Regions from separate parts of the Homo sapiens genome. Here regions 1 and 2 are each linked to region 3. Evidence: chromatin loops called from intact Hi-C (ENCODE). Cell type or tissue: ascending aorta. All regions are shown on one strand. Links, peaks and the distances in the headings refer to the core of each region. The heading gives the core; the rest is flanking DNA.

Region 1 (6,812 bases), core at 702-5,701, 59 kb before region 3:
ACAGTTCATTGGAATGCAAATAGGATTTCATGTAATGATATTCACTTTGAATATTATGAATGATTTTGTAGCTTACAGAATCTCCATGGTAGTTGTGTGGGCTCCGTGCCTGGTAACTGTTACAGTTAGCCCAATACCATTATCGTGTACAACTCTGGCTGAATTTGAGATACTGACCTTCTACTCCCATCAAACTGCATCAGATTATTTTTTGTGTTACCAGATATCAAGCAAAATTAATTATTAATTAATTTAAAAAGAAAAGGAAAAAATGGAGGGAGGAAGGGAAAGAGGAAGTAAGGAAGGAAAAGTGAGCGTTGTCCTCTGACCTTTTATTTCTTATGGTTTTCATTACTGGTATCTAGTCTATGGGTTGGCAAACTAATAATATAACCTATGGCCCAAATCTAGCCCACCATATGTTCTGTATGGTACATACACTAATAATGTTGTTTTGTATTTTTAAGTGGTTGAAAAAGTAAAAAGCAGAATATCTCATGAGCAGTGAAGATTATATGATTTTTAGATTTCAGTGTCCATAGAGAAAGTTTTATTAAAATATAGCCACACCCATTCATTTACATTTCATCTGTGGCTGCCTTTGTACTACAGAAGCAGAGTTGATTAGTTGCCACAGAGACCTTTTAGCCAGCCAAGCCAGAAATATATATATTTTGGCCTTTTACAGAAAAAGTTTGCTTGTCACTGTTTTGGTTGATAATTGTAAATTTTTTAAAAAATTAATACTTCTTCAAGAAGCTATTTTCTAATATGTAGATATAATACAGTAATTCATTATGTTGCCCAAAATTAATATTTCTTCTTTTATCTTGAGTAAAAAAAAATGCTGCTACTTTGTTAAAATTTAAGCTGGAAACTACATTTATTTATTTTCCCACCCATTCCTGATACTACTGTCTATAAAAAAAAAATCACAGGTTGAAAAAATGTATTTTAAAATCAGCACTTGGTTTTATTCTGTAGCATTAGGGCTCTAGGTGTTTTTATGTTCTTTATCTCTCTTTTTTTTTTTTAATCTTGAGGAAGGGCTATAAAACAGCAGGCAAGGGTTCTCATAGGATTAACATTTCTATTTTAACTTTGCCACCTACTGCTTACATCCAGGCTGTTTGTTCAAAGCAGACTGTGTAACACAGTCAAGAGATTTTTGCCAGTTTTCCTTTTGCTTCTGGAGTTATGAAAATATTTAAGTGTCTAGGTCAGGTTCAGAGACATTCTGTAAAATTTATATTTTTAGCATTATACATGAATCAGAATGACGTGGTTTTTGATGAAAGAGTGAGAGTATTCTTATGAATGGGTGTTAGAGGTTTAAGATGATTTAATGCTATTATGATTTTTTAGTGTAGGGTCAATACATGTGTTCTGCTAACATTCTTATATAGTGTATACTGTTTCATGCTTCTTATTAGCTTCCGTTTAACTGGAGGAGTACTAAGTTGGAACATTGGTTCCAGGAAGTCCTCTGAAAGTGTGGAGTTTTGAAGTGTGTGTCACATATGTGAATAAAGCTTTAAAATGCTTGCCTTGTAGCATTAGAGGATAACTGCCTTCATAGTAACTAACCAGTTCTGGCAGTTGCATCTCTTGGAATGGCACACTTAATGAACTGCAGAGCCAGGAATTTTGATTTTTAAAGAACTCCTTAAAATACCCCATGTAAAATTTGATAGCTGGAGCAGTGCATGTGAGTTCAGAAACGATGACTGTCAGCTAGAAGTTGTGTGTGAATGTCACTCTGAGGATGTCTAGACGTCTCCTTTGCTTTGGCGTAAGGAAAAAACCCTTTGTAAGTTACTGATTTTTAATAACATCGTGGGTCACTGCTTTCCAAAGCAGAATGTGGAAACTTCTGAGAGTTTACCATAGATTCTACAGGGATTTTCACAGCAGGAAATACTAATGGAACAGAGTGGAACGATGGCTGAATTGATGGGAGATAGATGATAAGTCACGGTGTCATGACTACTTGATCATGTAGAAGAGTAGCAAAGAGAGGTATGTGAAGAGACAGGGAAAGAAAAGAACATAGCCCTGAGTGAATGCTAATCTAGAGGCAAATGTTGTCATTTACATTTTACTCTAAAAAGAGAACTTATTAAAAATAAAAATACAGCTCATTGCTGAAAAAATTTGTTTCAAAAAGCAGCATTATTTTTCTTTAAGCTACTCTTCAGAGACCTGTTATTTTAAGGACAACGTAAAATCTCATGTAATGATTGTATAAAGATATAGACATATAATGTGTCATATATATGTTAATATATATGATAATTGGTTCTAGTCTGCTCAAATTACCCATTTACTATTTAGTATTCTGGCTTAGGCAAATAAATATATATTTACAGATTTCTAAAATATTTTATTACTATTATAATGATGCTAATTAAATTTATCTGCAGTGCTTATCTTTTTCCAGTAATGCTAAATAAATTATTTCATCCAACCCTTATAAATATCATATGAAGAATTGTAACAATGTAGGTGCCATGGAGGGCAGGGATATGGGTTTGATTGATTTATTGCTGTATCCTTAGTACCTAGACTAGTGCATCACTCAGAGTGTGCACTCAAGAGGTATTATTTGAATGAATGAGTTGCATTTATTATTTGTCATTGTTTTTGGGCAGAATCACAGATAAGTTAATATCATAGAGATAGCAGTTAATATATAATACAACCAGAATATAAACCCATGCTGTCTGATTTCATATATTGAGCATTTATTCTCTTCACATTTTTACCTCATTTACCATAACTACTTTACATTTTTTCCTTAAATGAAGTTCATTTCATTTATATTTTCTCATTTTACTATGAATTAAATGTTTCATCCACATATATCATGATAATATCCCTGATGTGTTGACAGTCAGCGTTAGCATTGGCATTGCTTTGTTTGAGTGATAGCACTCATTTTAACCCATCCATATGTTACTACCAAGTCTTACATGTGAACAAGATTAATCTTGAACAAGGTGACAGAGAAGACTTGGACGAACTGCACCTTGGAACCGACTGAATTTTTGTGTGTGAATTAACTTATGTGCTCGAATTTAACCTGTGAATTTGATATGTTTATGTCAGTTACATTATGCCTAGGAAGAAAGGAGATAAAAATTGGGGGTGAGAGGGGAAGATGTGGAAAGGGAGTAGAACTTTACCTTCATTTTTGATGTATCACTAAATTTTTGCCCATTTAAAATTTGTTTTAAATTGGGACTCATATCTATATTCAAAATGTCTTGCATGCTCACCAAAACACCCATCAAACTCTTTGGCATTTTTTTTTCTTAATTAAAATGGATTCTGCATATATTTGGAGAGTTTGGAATATCATGCAAGGACCTAGTGGCTCTCAGCAGGAGGACAGAGGGCAGTGATTCACTTTGCACCACTGGCTCATTTACTACTGAATCCCTGATGTTTCTCTAGATGACTTGAAAACAATTACAGTCAGACCACATCCCTGAGTGTTGCCCCTATTTAACCCTCTGGTGATAGGAATGTAAGGAAAATTTTCTAGCCTGAAGACATTAAATGATGCAGTCTATTGTCTGTGTGTCAAGAATAAACAGCCACACTAAGTTTTTGTTCTTGATGTGCTGCCAAGTTTCCCTGAGGCAGACTTGGCAGGCTTTGTCCCAAGGAGAAGAATTCACAGCCTGCTGCTGAGCCAGGCCAGGCCTTCCCTATGTGAATATCCATAGGAAGGCTATAGCTGCCAGTTGTGGTGGCGGTTTTTGCAGAAAGCTGGCTTTTAAAATTTTTTATTGAACTTGGGAAAGTTCAAATTCTAGAAAATAGAAGGAAATGTTTCATTATAGAATGCGAAATATAGTTTAAGTTGGAATGAAAAGATCTGAAAACAGAGTTTCTGAGGAAGTCTGTGGTATTAGAGTCGTATGTGTTGCAATGAGTTGCATTCTTATTCTTCTCTTCCACTAATGGGGTGGGCAGAATAATGCCTCTGTCCCAAAAGATCTCTATGTCCTAATCTCTGGAACTGGGGACTTGTTATCTTACTTGTGAAAAGGAACTTGCAGATATGTTTAATGTTACAGACTTTTGAGATGGGGAGATTTTCCTGAATTGCTTGGGTGTGCCCAGTCTAATCACATGAGTTCTTAAAAAGCAGAGCTTTCCTGGCCATTGTTAGAGATGTGATAGTGGAAGAAGTGTCAGAGAAATGTGACTTAGCTGGCTTTGGAGATGGAGGAATGAGACCATATGCCAAGGAAAGCGGGTGGTCTCTAGAAGCTGGAAAATGCAAGGATGTATGTTCATTCTCCCTAAAGCATGCAGAAAGGAACCCTCTCAAAATCTTTTTTTAGTGCAGTGAGACCTGTGATGGAGTTCTAGTTTACAGAACTCTAAGGTAATAAATTTGTGTTGTTTTATGAGACAGGGTCTTGCTTTGTGGCTCAGGCCAGAGTGCAGTGGTGTGATCTCAGCTCACTGCAATCTCTGCACCCTGGGCTCAGGTGATCCTCCCATCTCAGCCTCCGGAGTATCTGGTACTACAGGTGCACACCACCGCGCCTGGCTAATTTTTCTATTTTTAGTAGAGATGGGGTTTCTGCACGTTGCCCAGGCTGATCTTGAACTCCTGGGCTCAAGCCATCTGCCCACCTCAGCCTCCCAAAGTGCTGGGATTACAGGCATGAGTCACTGCACCTGGCCTTTAATGTGTGTTTTTAAGACACTAAATTGGTAATAATTTGTTCATGACAGCAATAGAAACTTAATACAACTAGCTTTTGAGTTATGGCTTAATCTATGCTTCTTTTAATAATTTTTTAAAACAAAGATTAATCAATCCTGATGTTTAAAACTCTGGAAATGTCCTTAGTGATTTATGCAAAAAGATAACATGTTATGTTCTAGAGCTCTTTCTCAACCAGTATAGAATAACATAGTAATATATCACAAAGATGTCATTTATTCAGTCATTAGAATTTATTGAGCTTATTGCACTCCAGGACTTATGATATATAAAGAAAAATGGCAACATCACTTTCCTTTAAGAATCTCTTGACCCAATGGAGGAGACAATTTAATCCAATTCAATGAATATTTATTTCACATGGGAGTGGCTGCCTGATACATATTTGAGATAGTTTTCTATTGCTGTATAACAAGTTACCACAAAATTTGTGGCTTAAGACTACATACATTTATTATCTTAGAGCTCCTAAGGATGATTGCTTAGCTAGCCTCTCTGATCAGGGTATCACAAGGTTGTAATCAAAATTTAGCCAGGCTGCATTGTTTTTTAAAGTTCAAGGTCCTCATCCAAACCCACCTGGTTTTTGGCAAAATTCAGTTCCTTGCTTTTGCAGAAGTAAGGTCCTTAACTCCTTGAGGCCACCCACAGGTTTTTGCACATAGATCTCCTCATTGGCTCTTTAAAATGTGGTTGTTTGCTTCTTCAAGGCTAGTAGAGTCTCTCACTTCAATCTGCTGAGATGGGGTCTCATATAATCATAATCTTGGTATTGACATACCATCACTTTTATATTTTTCTGTTGCTTAAAAGCAAGCCACATGTTCCACCTGCACTCAAGAGGAGGAGTTATACAAGAGCATGACTCATTAAGGGTCACCTAAGAGTGTGTCAGCCATGACCCATACACATTTTTAGGTAGATCATTTTCACGATGATGTAGAGGATACATTAAAGACAGAGAAAAGAAAATGAGACTTTTTTTCTGTTATAGGTAAGAAATGATGAGAGCCTATAAATTAAGACAGGGGTTAGAAATGACATTATCCGATCTAAAAGGTATTTGGGAGAAAGAAAGGACCTGATGATAAAAATTGATTTGTGGCTTGATTGGTAGATATATGACTTGGCAAATGGGGGAAAGAAATAGCATTGACTGATCAAGGTAAGAGAGAATCAGCAATCAGATTTGGAGAGTAATGAATTCCTTTTTTTTAAAATAAATGGCACACTTATCTCCTCTTTTGACCTACTATGCATGAGAGTCTAAATTGATCACTTAAAATACATTATTTCATTAAAACCACACAGCAACCCAATGAAAATCATTATCCCCATTTTACAGTTGTGTAAACTGAGGCTTTGAGACATTAAATGCTTGCTTAGGATGGCAAAGCTAGTAGGAACAATAATTAAATTCAAGCTCAGTTCCATCTCACATCAAGTTGAAGATTTGGTGGACTATTCAGACAGATAAGTCAAAGAGGGTGTTATAGAGAGCACTGTGCTGGAGCTGGAGATCTGGGAGTCATTAGCAATGTGGGTGATAGCTGAATCCATGAAAATGCTTGAAGTCACTCTAGGAGACCATGCAGATAAGGAATTTAACTCTTGGAGCTCATTTAAGGGGTGGGAAAATAAAGAATATTTACCAAGAAAATGGAGAGTGATCATACAAGTAACAGGAGAATAAAAGAATGTGATATTGTGGTGGCCTTGAGAACAAACACTAAAAGGAAGGAAGATGCGGTGGTCAAGATCATCAGATGTGGCACTGTTATAGCTGAGTGCCCTGGTAGTAGGTTATTTTCCTCATCCTATCTTCTTACATGCTAGTAACATTTGCCAGGAGAATAACCATTCCAGATGGAAAGACCTGAGACATGAACAGAAAGAAGTAGGAAGAGGTTAACAATGCAAGTAAATGGGTTGTTTGATGACCACATTCTGAGAGGAAAGATGTTTTCCTTACCCAGGCACCTAGAAATGTAGATAGATATTCAAGGCCAGTTTATGTATGTGGTTTAAACTTTGAAAACTAACACAGAAGAACCTATCTTATGAT
Region 2 (6,812 bases), core at 622-5,621, 160 kb before region 3:
AGTAAAAAAAAAAGGTAGACTTGATATGTGCAATAATATAAATTAATTTGCTGATTGGTCTTTTCTATTAGATAGAATCTTCAACAGTAGATGCATTCACTAGTAATTAACAATGTCTCTATTTGAGTTAGTTTGAATGGATAATGTGAGTATATTTTAGACTCAGTGGAATCTTACAAAAAACACAGCTGTCCTAAGGTCTCAAAGGGGACAACTGAAACTAAAAAATCAATATGTCATCAGCAGGTTTGTTGTAATAGATGCTTAGCACAGCAGGTTTGTATAAACTAATGACATACTGTGCGATGACAAGACAGTTAGATTAAAGGACTGCACAGGCACAGTCACTGGCCTGGAGCAGCAGAGGTTGCAAATATGTACATGCAGTATTTTTGGAGCGGTGGAATGTACATAGTTTATAGGTGCCTATGCTGGATATTGTTTTGAAAACTGATTTTAAATATAAATTTACATCACTTTGACTCATGTGTTTAAAACTTATATTATGAAAGAGCTGTTAAAGCTTTTACCTTAAACAATTGTATTTTCATGTGAACTCACCAACAACCAATATACAGGATATTTGTTTCTTTGTTTTTTGAGATAGGGTCTCACTGTGTTGCTCACGCTGAAGTGCAGTGGCGCAATCTCAGCTCACTGCAGTCTCTACTTTGTGGGCTCAAAGGATCCTCACACCTCAGCCTCCCAAGTAGCTGGGACTATGGGCATGCACCACCATGCCTGGCTAATTTTTTCATTTCTTTGTAGAGATGGGGTTTGTCATGTTGGTTAGGCAGGTCTTGAACTCCTGAGCTCAAGCAGTCCGCCCACCTCAGCCTCCCAAAGTGCTAGGATTACAGGTGTAAGCCACCAAGCCCAGTCATCCAGGTTTTTTAAGAAGGCAAAAACTATTCCTTAAACAATTTACCTAGGGATAAAAGAGGGGGAAAATGTAGAGAAGAGCTATCTTCCAAATGTCTGAAAACAAACAAACAAAAAAAGGTATTAGATTTCAGACATCAGGTGATACTCTGCTTCAGAAACAATATATTGGGAAAAATCCTGAGTTGCAAAACTATTAAACCAGTTAACACGTTTAATTATAAGAATTGTCTTTCTTGTCTCATTCTAAAGAGAAATGTCATCACAAAACGATAATCTTATGAAAGCTTTCAAGTACAAGGATTTCATAAAAAGAATGAATTCTACTCAACAGTAAAATATTTTGCTTGTACTTTGTGGGAACCAAATATTTTTAGAAGATTTTTTAAGAGCATCTAATCTGTATTTTTAAAATGCCGGTACTGGCCTTAATGTTTATTATTCTCCAGTTCTTTACACAGTGTTCCTACACCGTCAACATATTATCACAACCTGGTTTTTGATTTGTTATCACAATCTTGTGACCTTTAAGCAGAAATTTATGGTGTACATCAAAGCAGTAATAAACACATAAAGAAATTCTTCTACAAAGAAACAGTCACTTTACTATTTCTGCTGAACATGTGTTTAGAGTTTACATCTTGGTTACCTTGCACTAGCTTCCATGGCAGACAAAGCCGTTGTTTGTATGAGAGTGAACTGCTTACATTCTCGCATCAACACTTTCCCTCAAAAGCTGAAGTTTCCCTCTGCTTGCCTCTTCTGTTTAGACTGATGGAAAATATTTGCTACTTATCTTCACTACAGAATTGTCAATACAGAAGTCTGTAAAAAGTTTCATTAATTTATTCATCCTTTTGAATCATAGGAGTCTTTTAAAAAAATCGGATATATTTACAGAGTATCTAATGTTTGATAAGTTAGTTATGAGGGTCTCACATTTTTGTAGCGGTTAGGAAGAGACAATGTAGTTAAAAGTCCTCTATGTTAGAGTCAAGAAACTTGTTCTTGATGCTTTCACTAAGAGACTCATGATTTTGGACTAATCTCAATTTTGAGATTACCTATAAAATGTGGAAATTCAGATGGATAGTTATGTCTTAAATATTTCACATCTTTTAGGAGAAACAAGTTGATTGTATGAGATTTCATTTACATCTGTCTGCATATAAAATCGGGTAAATTTCTTGGGCTTTCACTTTTTTTATAACAATAAAATGAAAATGAGCTTATTAATAGATTAGAATTAAAATTCAAAACTAATGCAATTCAAAGAAAATGTACCATGTTAACAAGTATTTTTGCCAAAATGGAATTTCTGCTCATAAAGTGGCCATGACAGTGACTTAAACCCTAGATGTTAGGAAACGACCTCTTGGATTTATCACAGTGCCTCACTCTTAGTTCAGACTCTTAAAAACATTTCTTGTGGGAAGTAATGACTGCTAAGTAAAAATGAAAGTTGAGCAATGATTCTTGTGAATTATGAGTTAATTAATGGTATGACTGCATTTTGTTGAAGTCTCATGATTTAAAGATGTGCTCATTTTTTTTGCTCATGATTTAAAGATGTGCTTTGATACTCTGAAGGACCAAAGGGCAGTGAATCACTGTAAAGCTGCTTTTGAAACATGCCTTAGGGCAAATTGTGAGCCTTCATTTGTGTCCAGAATGGAAGGAACAGCAAGAAGCATGGGTGAGTCATAGGACAAAAACACAAAATGTCATTCCAAAGACAGGGTGGTGACCTTATGTCTGAGTATGCAAAAATCCAACTGGGGAAGTAAGAGGCCTGATCTTAAAAGTTCATGTATTAAGGGAAAACCCATACTTTTATCTTAGGAGATTATGATTATATAATTAGTTTTGTTTGATAATTCAGATGAGTTACCTCTGATTCAGTTTGAAAGTATCCCAGATCAAGCACAGTTCAAACACAGACACTCCTGGGACTGGTTCTGCTTTTTGTGATTGGAATAAGGGGTCCTGCTAAGGTGTGTGCTTCTGTCCTCAGATTTGGAACAGAATCTAAATTCCATGTGTGACGTAACCTGCTTAGTCACAAGCAACATTTTCAGACCCCTTTCCTTTAATTTTAGAAGGAGGCTGTTGATTTGGTATAATTATTTGTTAATGAATGCATTTTGTGTTCATTGCTAAGTATAAAAAAAGCACATATAGGATAGCTTGTGGCGTATTAACAAATGCTTGAGAGATAAAATATAAAGGTATATAACAGTAAAACATGAAAGAAGTCATTCAAAGCAATTTACCTAATGAAAGAGAGAGAACGTGTTTCCTCAGAGATTCAGGTGTATCTCATGGCATCCTCTTTTGTATCTTTCAGGTGTATTTACCTTTAGTTTGTTGTTGTTGTTGTTGTTGTTGTTATATAAGAGGGTTTAGGTAAATGTCACTTTCTGATAGGAGCCTCCTCATCAGGACCTTTTCTTTTTTAAATTTTCATATGTCTATTTTTATGTGAAAACTGTCCAAATAAAATATTTATATATAAAAGTTTTCCACATAACTCTAAAAGGGTTCTATTTGATGTCTTTACTGTATTATAGGACTTACAAAAAGAAAAGAAAAAGAATATATCCAATTAAAACAAGAAAGAACTCTTGAACCCAGCTATGCATACAAGAAAAATAAATTGTTTGAAGTGAGACATGAGGTAATCGAGACTCCTCAATGGGGAAAGTCAGTGCTCATCTGGCCCCTAGTGTGCCTGTTGAGCTGAAATATTTTATTGATGTGAGTGCTTAACAAATCACCAAATGCTCAGTGAATACCTATTATGTGTCATGAGCTCTATGAGGTAGCTTTTTTTCATACAGTCGTATTTTGGCAAATAAATAAATAATACGAGGCATAATTGACAGTGAAAATACCAAAAAAAAAAAAAAAAAAAAAAAAAAAGCATCCCTTACAAATTCCAGAATGTATTTTGAGGTTTCACTCAGCGCTATACAGTGATCACAAACTCCTTGCTATGGTTTAGTCTCTAAGAAAATAAAAATGCCAGAAGGTGTGTTACATTTCAGGCCAATAAAACAGACATTATTAACATCTCATTTTATTAATTGAGGTTGAGATTTTGTGTGGAGGCATTTTAGTGGTCTGATCCACACAGTATTGAGTCAGTGGCATTTTGAGAATGAGGTGTAGTGATTTGTGCTACATTTATAGTGACCAATAAGCTGTGATTGTAGTTCTTTTATATGCTGATGGTAAAATTTGTACTTCGTGGATGGACAGTGAAGGAACGTGGGCACTTCTTGTGTGCGCAAATACTTCTATATGCAACATCTTTCCTTCACTTGAGATATTTATGTTTTATTTAAATATAATACATTCAAAATATTTATTATTAAATCAACAACGTTGCATGAGTAGTTTATTTTGTGTTTTGTCCCCCAATAGATGATACTTGTATCCATACGTGGATAAACCTCCTCAGCCTTTTATGACACTCAGCAAGCTTTCTCTATCACAACAAATTTTATGTGGCTTGATATTTTCCCCCTCACACTGTCTTCATATTAATGCACTGCCTGTTTAGAGGCCCTACTAATGGGTTATCTCCATAAGGAACAATATGAATCTAATTCTCTAACCTTACTTCAACTCATTGCTGCTGCTGCTATGAAGCCAATTGTAAGCACAGTTAATTGTTCCCATGATTACTAAGACAAATATCACATGTAGGAGAGGTTTGATTTTCCATATTACAAAAGATAAGCTCTGGGAGAATTCAGCATTCAGTTTCCTAATCACTTACACATGTAAAATCACTTACACCCCTCCAGTGATGCCAGAAATTGTTCATTATTTCTTGTAAGTATTGTATAAAACTCAGAGTGCACTCAGAGGAAGTATCAATTCTGTTTTCTTAGAAACTAGTGTTGCTATGTTAGTGATAAAAAACAAAATGACTTCACCATAAAACACATTGCAAATTTCCATATAACTTACAGGTTATTTTCAGGTATATGAAAATGACAAAAAACCAGCTAAGAGACTATAAGTAGAACAATATTTGAGATTCATTTGGAAGAATAATCTTATTGGTCTTATTGACTTCTTGGTTAAAATGATTGAAAAACTTTACATGAGAGAGAGTGTGTGTGTGTGTGTGTGTGTGTGTGTGTGTGTGTGTGTGTGTGTTTCTTTCTCCAGGCAACAAAAGTAACAGGCATGAATTTTTTTGGTAGAAGATCATTCTTTATCAGAAACAACATCGTACATCCTTGCAATTAAATTAACTTCAGTAGATTATCATCAGAATTGTAATTTTATAAGAATAATTGTGATGGAATATTTGCAATGTAAGAGACTCCCTTAAAGGGTATGATGAGGTATTTCTTTCTGCGATCCGATTTACTTCTGTTTTTGTTTTTGTTTTTTGAGACAGAGTGTCTCTCTGTCACCCAGGCTGGAATGCAGTGATGTGATCTCAGCTCACTGCAGCCTTCACCTCCAGGATTTAAGCGATTCTTCTGTCTCAGCCTCCTGAGTAGCTGGGACTACAGGCACCTGTCAGCACGCCCGGCTAATTTTTGTGTTTTTAGTAGAGATGGGGTTTCACCATGGTGGCCAGGCTGATCTGGAACTCTTGAACTCAAGTGGTCTGCCTGCCTTGGGCTCCCAAAGTACTGGGATTACAGGCGTGAGCCACCACTCCCAGCCTGTGATTTGCTTTTGGGTAAGATTATGGCGTATACATGGAGGGAAGTAAAAGTGAACACATTTCAGTTGCATTTCCCCCCAGGCATAGATATTTTGAAAAATTTCTGTAAATTGTCCAACATGTATTTCTAAGATAAGCAACCACTATGATTTTTAAACATAGTGAGAATCACCACAGCATCAAATTCATTCATTCATTTAACAGATACTTAGCACTATGTGCCAGATACTGAGTTAGAGACTCAGAATACATCTTTGAACAGAACAAGTACTTGTACTATAGTGAATCTTATATTCTTGTGGAAGGAGACAGATAAAAAACACTAAACATGATGAATAAATTATTCACTATCTTAAACAATGATAGGTACTGTGGACAAGAAAACACAGAGTAGGTTAATGGTGTTCTGCAAGGATGGGGAAAGGGCAGACTGTGGTATTAAATGGTAGTCAGGGTTCGCCTCCTGGAGATGTTGAGATTTGAGCAAAGATTTGAATGGAATAAGGGACTTAACCAAGGGGATATCTGTGGGAAGAGCATTCCAGACAGAGGAAAAAGCCAGAGCAAAGGCCCAAAGGTGTGATGGAGAATTTCTAGCATATTCTGGGAAGAACGCCAGCAGAGTGAGTGAGAGAATGAGTAGTAGGAGCTAAAGTAAAAGAGGAATTGGGTTGAAAGGCACATCTCATTTCGTTGGTACCGTGATGGGTCTCCTATAAAGAAGAGAACTGGAAATTCTATAAACGTCACAGAGAAACCTTGTAAGATTGTTTGCTCCATGTCACCCTGAAGAGGTTTGGTCACTTGTTCAAACTAATTTTAAATACCACCTAACCTCTGTGGTTTGCCTCCTGTTATGCTTATTCTATGTTGGTGTTTTACACTAAAACTTTAGTTATATATTACCTCAACAAAAGCTAATATATCACTAAATATAAGATATTGAATATGATATGAAAGCTATTAAGCTAAAGCTTAATAAGCTAAGTATAAGATACTAAATATATAGCTGCAGGCTGTAACATAGACTCTATAGCATAACTCAGGGAAATGAGTAGCTAAATTCCATGAATAACTGAATGCATGGACTGAAGGGAGGGTTTCACAGAATGTTGTATGTTAGAATCTGTGTTCCTTCCCCTCCCAATTCTTGTGCAGCATCTTGAGAGGACAATCAGGTGCCTACAACCTTACTACACCCACATCTCTCTTGCCCCTTACCCTGCTGACTGAAAAG
Region 3 (6,812 bases), core at 1,084-6,083:
TGGGGTCAGTGAAGAGGAACTTGTCCGTCACTGCTATTGAAGATGAAACTAGTCAACAGTATAATTCAACTGGCACAGAAGTTGTATATGCCACAAGAGAATTATTTGCATATGCCACAAGAGAATTCTTTAAGTTCTTTTATTTTTAAAGAAACGTTATAGTCTCATGATCTCAGAGTTCATGAGACTGATGAATACGTGGCAAAGAGAGCATAGCTGCTAGACTTTAGCAACAGAGTAGACATTTCAAAACTTGTCTTTGACTCAAAAGTCAAGCCTGAAAAGTCATGCTGGCTATGTCTGTACCATGAATAAATTCCTTATCAAAAACTAGTTCCTTTAGTATATTTTTTTCATTCTTACAAACTGGGTTAGTTTCCTTCAGAGGTAATTGCCTTACTCTTGCTGGTAGACACATCCCTTTCTTTTACCTCTGTCACATACCATTGGATCAATGTGAAATAGAACTATAACAAAAGACTGTATTATACTTTCAAGTGCTGGATTAATGAGACTATAAAAGCAATCATATATTCTGGGAATAATTAACCTTTAATAAAACAATCTGGATTTTTTTTTGCCGTTTCAGAAGCACTTTTTTTTTACATAAAAACTAGGAATGGGTAGGATATTGAAAGACATAGCACTGTGTTTTAATTCTTAATAGTTCAAAAAAAATTAAGACCCATTAGTTGACAAAAGACCTAATGAAAATACATGTAAGTTCTAATGGTAACATATGTATAAAATGATAAATCAAAAAGAAAATATGCACAACTTTCAATTACTCATGGAATGTTTTAAAAATCTTAGAATCCTAAGAACTGAAGACCACTCCTACCCATTGACTGCCTGAGCTCAGGAGTTTTTCAAAAATCTTGACCCTTGGCTCCTTAAAATGTTTTTGGACAGAACAGAAGGAAAAGAGGAAAAGAGGAAGGAGAAAAGTAGATGAAAGGAGGAAAGGGAAAAGAAGAGAGAAAAGGTTAACAATTAGCCAATCAGCTCCAATCACAATGAATTTTAAAAAGTGAATTGATTTATAGAATAATGAAAGATTAAATCTATCACAGGAAACTGACAGATTATGTAGTTGGTTTCCTACATTGTGGGTTATTCTGCTCATTTTCTATATCTAGCATTTAGATGTGTTTCAATGTTTAGGACATGTTGAGAGTCCTTAATAAGAACCCACCAATCTTTGCTTAGTAATTAGACATCATGATTATTCCCATTCTAGTTTAAAAAGGAGACTTGCTGCAAAGCAAAGTACTATCTTGCTCATACAGACCCCAACCTACAGACATTTATGGATTATTTTTTCATTTTGTCATTTTGTAATCTCTTTGTCATAAGAGATTACATCATCCAAATGGCTTTTAGGATAGTGCATCGTTTTCACTGAAACACTTTGCCTAACTGAATTTGAGACACCTTCCATTCACGTAGAGTAGCTTTTATAAAAATTGCCTCAGCCAGGCTCATTTCAGCTATATTTACACTACTTGTTTTAATGTGCATATTGTCATGACACACAGATACTGCATTAAGTAATTAAGAGGCTGACTACATAGTGTCATTTGCTGTATGAAACTGAATCTGTGGATTCAATCAATAACCACGTGAAAGTGCCTAGAGCTCCAGGATTAAGACACAACCTGCTGAGTTAAGACGAGAGGTCCAAATGGGAGCATACTAATTTGTAACACCATCCTGCAAGTTTCAGTTCCATTTTAATTAGTCATAAAACATAACATAAGCCATGTTGTTAACTAAACCATCCAAGACAAAGTCTTCCTTTCCTTAGCAAAGATTCGAAATAGAGGTAAAAATAAAAGCAAATATTCAACTGAGCAGAAGAAGAGACATTAATTTTATCTGCCTTTCTGGGACATGACTTATATCCTGAAGAGGAACATAATCCTGTAATTGCTGTAGGCCTTCTTATGTTTTTGCTGACAAAAAAGCCATTTTTGAAGTGCTAATATCACTGTAAATACAACTCATTTAATATGAGTTTCTGTCATTCCACTGGTGAAAGGGCTATGCAGCTGTTGTTTGCTAAATTGTCATTTGTTGGGTTAAAAGTTCGTCCTACACATCCAGGGTATGGTCACCACTCAGGAATCAAATGACCACACCAGAACTACATACTATGTGGATCATATAATTTGTTTTGGATCGGCTTCCTTCCAGATGCTAAAATCTGGTATATTTATTAAGTGTTGGCTAAAACCCTGATTCACTCTGGAGTTTGACTGGAAAAGACTAATTGAATGGGACCCATCCCAACACATATGTCTCCTCAAAGCTGAAAGTGATTTAGGGCTTTGAGGGCAGTTAGTGACCATCGGATAGATTTGTACTCATTCTAGGCAGCTAGCGTGCAGCAGTGTTTCCATCCTACAAGAAAACTTGTGGTGAATATTTCCCAGATGGCTTTTGCAGACAGAGGTCTCTTACAAAAGAAGAAAAGAACACTTTAACAAAGTCCAAAGAGCAGCTCATGTTGAAGATTTTTTTTTTTTTTAAGGACAAATTCAGAGGCCTTTTCAAACTCTACAGGGTGCTTCTGGAATATGTTTGGAATGTAAACACATGCCTGACTGAATTGCCCAGCTGCTACCTGGCTTACAGAGTGACCTTTCATAGAGTTCTCAAATTTTAAATCAAAAAGAAATCTTGTTGAACCTTGGGGTCATTCTGTCCCTTTCTTTACAGAAAAGCAAAATGAAACTAAGGTAAGTTAAGTGATGCACTCACATAAACTGGGTTTCCATTCAAGCTGCCATGTTCCTTCTCATTCTGGAGGGTAACCTGGGCTCTGTGGTACAGGTGTAACTTCACAGCATGATATTTATTGGTGACATTCTCTCTTGCTTCATATTCATTTATTCTTTCCCTTTCAGTTCTGCTTCATTCCCTTTCTGTTTCCTGCATTTACTCCTGTTCTCCTACTCTTTTTTGCGATTACTCTTTTTAAAAACATCTCTCGGCCGAGCATGGTGGCTCACGCCTGTAATCCCAGCACTTCGGGAGGCCGAGACAGGTAAATCACGAGGTCAGGAGTTTGAGACCAGCCTGGGCAACATGGTGAAACCTCATCTCTACTAAAAATACAAAAAATTAGCTGGGTGTGGTGGCATGCCTGTAATCCCAGCTACTCGGGAGGCTGAGACAAGAGAACCTCTTGAACCCGGGAGGCGGAGGTGGCAGTGAGCTGAGATCTGGCCACTGCACTCCAGCCTGGGCAACAGTATGAGACTCCATCTCAAAAAAAAAAAAAAAAAAGTATGTTCAGTTGATTAAAGGATTACTTACAACTAGCTCAGGAAGAGAAAACAACACCTCTAAAATGCAGATGTAACTGATGTGGCTTGAATGAGACAGGAATTTGAATGTCCCATTTTACACCAAGGTGAGCTAATCCAGACATGTAATTTAAGCTTTTTAAGGTTTTAAGGAATCTATCTGACAATTGTGGATTTAACTTCCCTTCCCAAGTGAGAATTGACTCAAATATTTCCCCCATTATTTGTTATCATCACACACACCTATATACACATACTCATACTCTACAACTGGACTACAAATGTCAAAAAGAAATAAGCCCATTTAAATAAAAGTGAATTAACTTAATCTTCAATCTTATATATCCAGAATGTGTTATTGTAGCCACAAAACAATGACTGTTGGAGATACCATGTTAACATTACAGAAATGTATTGTAATCCTAATCATTAACCATCATGCAGTCTACAAATGAAGGAGATGAGAGTAACCCAGGGTAGTGAAAGATTTTATGAGAGCAGCAGAAAATATTCACAGTAAGACACAGATGGGGAAATGTGTCATGTGGAATGCAAGTTTGACTAACAGAAGCCCAGTGGTTGGGATGAGATGAAAGCGTAATGCAGAGCCCAGTGGGAAGAGGCACAGAGTACACTGGCACAAAGTGCAGTGGCTCATGCTGATGGAATGACTGAAAGACGCAGCAAAGGAGCAAAATGAGCTCCTTTAGCTGAGCCTTAAGCAATCACCACCTCTGACTAATATCAGCCCAGGATGGTGAAAGGTCATTCAGCAGCAAATTGGATGACATGGTTTATTCTATATAACTAAGAAGTATTTGGAGTGAACTGTTAGAGATTAAGTCCTAGTATGGCAGGTTAAATTAGAGATAATTTACTTTGCTCTCACTCTGTTTTCTCTCCTCCTCCCAGGCCATAGTACTCCCCTGCCCCTTGAGATTTTTGCATAGCTTGATTAAAAATTAAATTGCTTCGACAAAATTGCCTCTGGGCTTTAGTTTTCTAGTGCCTGAATTCTTTCAGGGGACCATGCTGGGGAATCGGAAGAGAGCAATAACTGGGAGGAAGAATGAGGGAGGAGATTTTTAGAGGCTAGGAAAGGAAGAAAGTCTTCTGGTCCTAGAGCAGCGGGGAATCTCTCTGGCTTCCCAGTGAGTAGCAGAGACTAAGAAGGTGACAATGATGGGGCTTTCAGACAGTCAAAGACCCTGGCTGTACTAGACATGTGATTGACAGAAGAGGCTCATTTCAAGAATCCTCCTGGCTTAGAAAACAAGGTCATCCACAGTGATCCTGACTGGAGTAGCACCCAGATTCCTGTGCAGTTGCAATAACAGTGATGACTGCCAGGCTGGTATTCTGAAAATTGTCCCTGTTAAATTATTTTAAAACATTTTTGTATTGCAAACTACATACAATTTTGTTGTGATGCCAGGTTACTTTGACATTTGGAAATCTCACCCTTATGCCTTGAATTCAAAGCATATGAATCTCTTACTCCATTTTTTTCTTCCTTGACTCCAATCCACCCACAGCCTGCAGTCGTAGGCAGATCTGTGCTTCTATGAGTCATACTGTACTGTCACATTGAGTAACTTGCAGTATAAGGAAAGAAAGAAAAGTTCTCTAATTTAGACATTAGATTTACCAAATCAACAGGATTTCAACATGACAGAAACTGTTTTTGGTACTTTTGCATCTGACTGTGCATGAACCAAGAAAGAAGAAAACAAACTGGAAAGTGTACTTTGAAACAAAATACAACTCTTGCCAATAAAAATTTGTTATCCTTGTTTAAAAAAAATTGTCTACCCAAAGTTATCAAAGGAGAATTGGGATTATTTGAAGAATAAAAAGGTAGAAGGAAATAGTTGGAGTTAAAATACCTCAGCATTCTTCCTTCAACTGGTATAGAGGCATAAATTGCTTTTAATTAGCATATTAAAAATTGCGTACAAATATTATGACTCAAAGGCACACTAGTCCGGGGTTATATATATAGCTTTTCTTGAGATATAATTTATATGCCATTCAATTCACCCATGTAGATGTACATAAATTGTGCAACTACCACCATAATCTAGTATATTTTTATCACCTCAAAAAGAAATCCTGTACTGTGTAGCAGTCAGTTTTAATCCTCTTCCCCTTCTTCCACTCTAGGCAGCCACTAGCTTATGTTCTATCTCTATGGGTTTTCTCATTCTAGACATTTCAGATATATGGAATTACACAATATATAGTCACCTGTGACTAGTTTCTTTCACTTAGCATGATGTTTTCAATGTTCATATATGTAGCACATAGGAGTATTTCATTTTTTTGATTGCCTAATTTTCTATTGTATGGATGTATCACCTTAAGTTTATCCACTTATCAGTTTATGGATATTTGAGTTGTTTCTACTTTTTAGTTTTATGGATAATTTGTGTACATATATGAGGTTGAACTTTACAATGATCAAATAGTATTTTATTTTCATTATTTATGATTCATTAAAGGTCCATGTCATATTAACCTTATGTTAATTAACTTTATTTTCTAAAATTTGTATCCAAAGGTATGTTTACAATTTACACTTCTTTGAATTACATATTTAATATTTTCTATTATAAATATTTTATAAGGAGTACACTAAAATTTTGTAAGTTATAAATGTATGGCATAGATATATTTTTATTATATGACTTCTGTCAAAATCGGTAAATATTTTACGTAATACTACTACTCCTAGTCCTCACTTTCTTGCTTCAATGAATTGTCTAGATGAAACCATCCTCAGTGATTGCTGAGTCTGAAAGTTTTCACTTCCCATCTCTTTGATATTATACTCCCTAAATTTGGAAGGAGAAAATTGGACTCCTTGCATACTAGGCTTTCAGGAATGATTGACACCCTCATCAATTTGTAGCCATAGATGCTGTTTTAAGGCATACTCTGTTAAATATCACCACTGCTCAGAGTGTGGCAACTCATTAGTACCAGGACACCTGGTCCTGAAATAGTAGTGCTCACAAAACCAGAGATAATGCTGTTCCTCAAACATAAGAGATGAGCAGAACACTCAAAATCATCCTTTAGAACTAATGTGATACCCTTATTTATAAGTATTGAAAGCCTTTTCACATGTAGATAAGAAAACTTGATATTCTGTTTCAGGAGGCAATACAGCACTGAGACAGAGCAAATTCTCCTCTTAGCTTCTCTCCCCACCATTCATTCCCTTACCACAAGAATGACAATGGGAGAGAATTCACCATGATCTCATTTTATGCTTTCAATATTCCTTGATACATAGTTGATTCTGGAAATACATATGGAAAGTTGCATCACAATGTGAACAATACAGTATAAACTTTTAATTTTTAGGCTGGGTGTGGTGACTTATGCCTGTAATCCCAGCCTGTAATCCCTGTAATCGCAGCACCTTGTGAGGTCGAGGCAGGTGGATCGCTTTAGGCCAGGAGTTTGAGACCAGTCTGGCCCATGTGGTGAAACCCC

Evidence for each region. Peaks named below come from ENCODE experiments on the same cell type or tissue, not always from the same donor. Only the 100,000 strongest peaks of a DNase experiment are listed, where the experiment ranks them.
Region 1: a loop joins it to region 3, with 2.3 times the contacts of the local background. A loop is called at or near these places in 10 of 110 quality-filtered maps.
Region 2: it touches region 3 in a loop (3-fold over the local background); 3 of 110 quality-filtered maps call a loop at or near these places.

Annotation. Positions count from the first base shown.
Region 1 is chr7:80,778,494-80,785,305 of GRCh38, reverse strand. The region is part of intron 12 of SEMA3C (semaphorin 3C); the gene reads left to right. Among named protein-coding and RNA genes, the nearest start is that of SEMA3C, 140 kb to the left of the region's middle. In ascending aorta, for the core only: no CTCF peak of the experiment used is centred there; no DNase peak of the experiment used is centred there; H3K4me3 peaks cover 499 bases; H3K27ac peaks cover 1,591 bases.
Region 2 is chr7:80,879,405-80,886,216 of GRCh38, reverse strand. The region is part of intron 2 of SEMA3C (semaphorin 3C); the gene reads left to right. Among named protein-coding and RNA genes, the nearest start is that of SEMA3C, 36 kb to the left of the region's middle. RefSeq lists an enhancer at 1,721-2,920. In ascending aorta, for the core only: no CTCF peak of the experiment used is centred there; no DNase peak of the experiment used is centred there; H3K27ac peaks cover 3,036 bases.
Region 3 is chr7:80,720,101-80,726,912 of GRCh38, reverse strand. No RefSeq gene overlaps it. Among named protein-coding and RNA genes, the nearest start is that of CD36, 85 kb to the right of the region's middle. RefSeq lists a silencer at 3,766-4,060. In ascending aorta, for the core only: no CTCF peak of the experiment used is centred there; a DNase peak (open chromatin) is centred at 3,952; H3K27ac peaks cover 926 bases.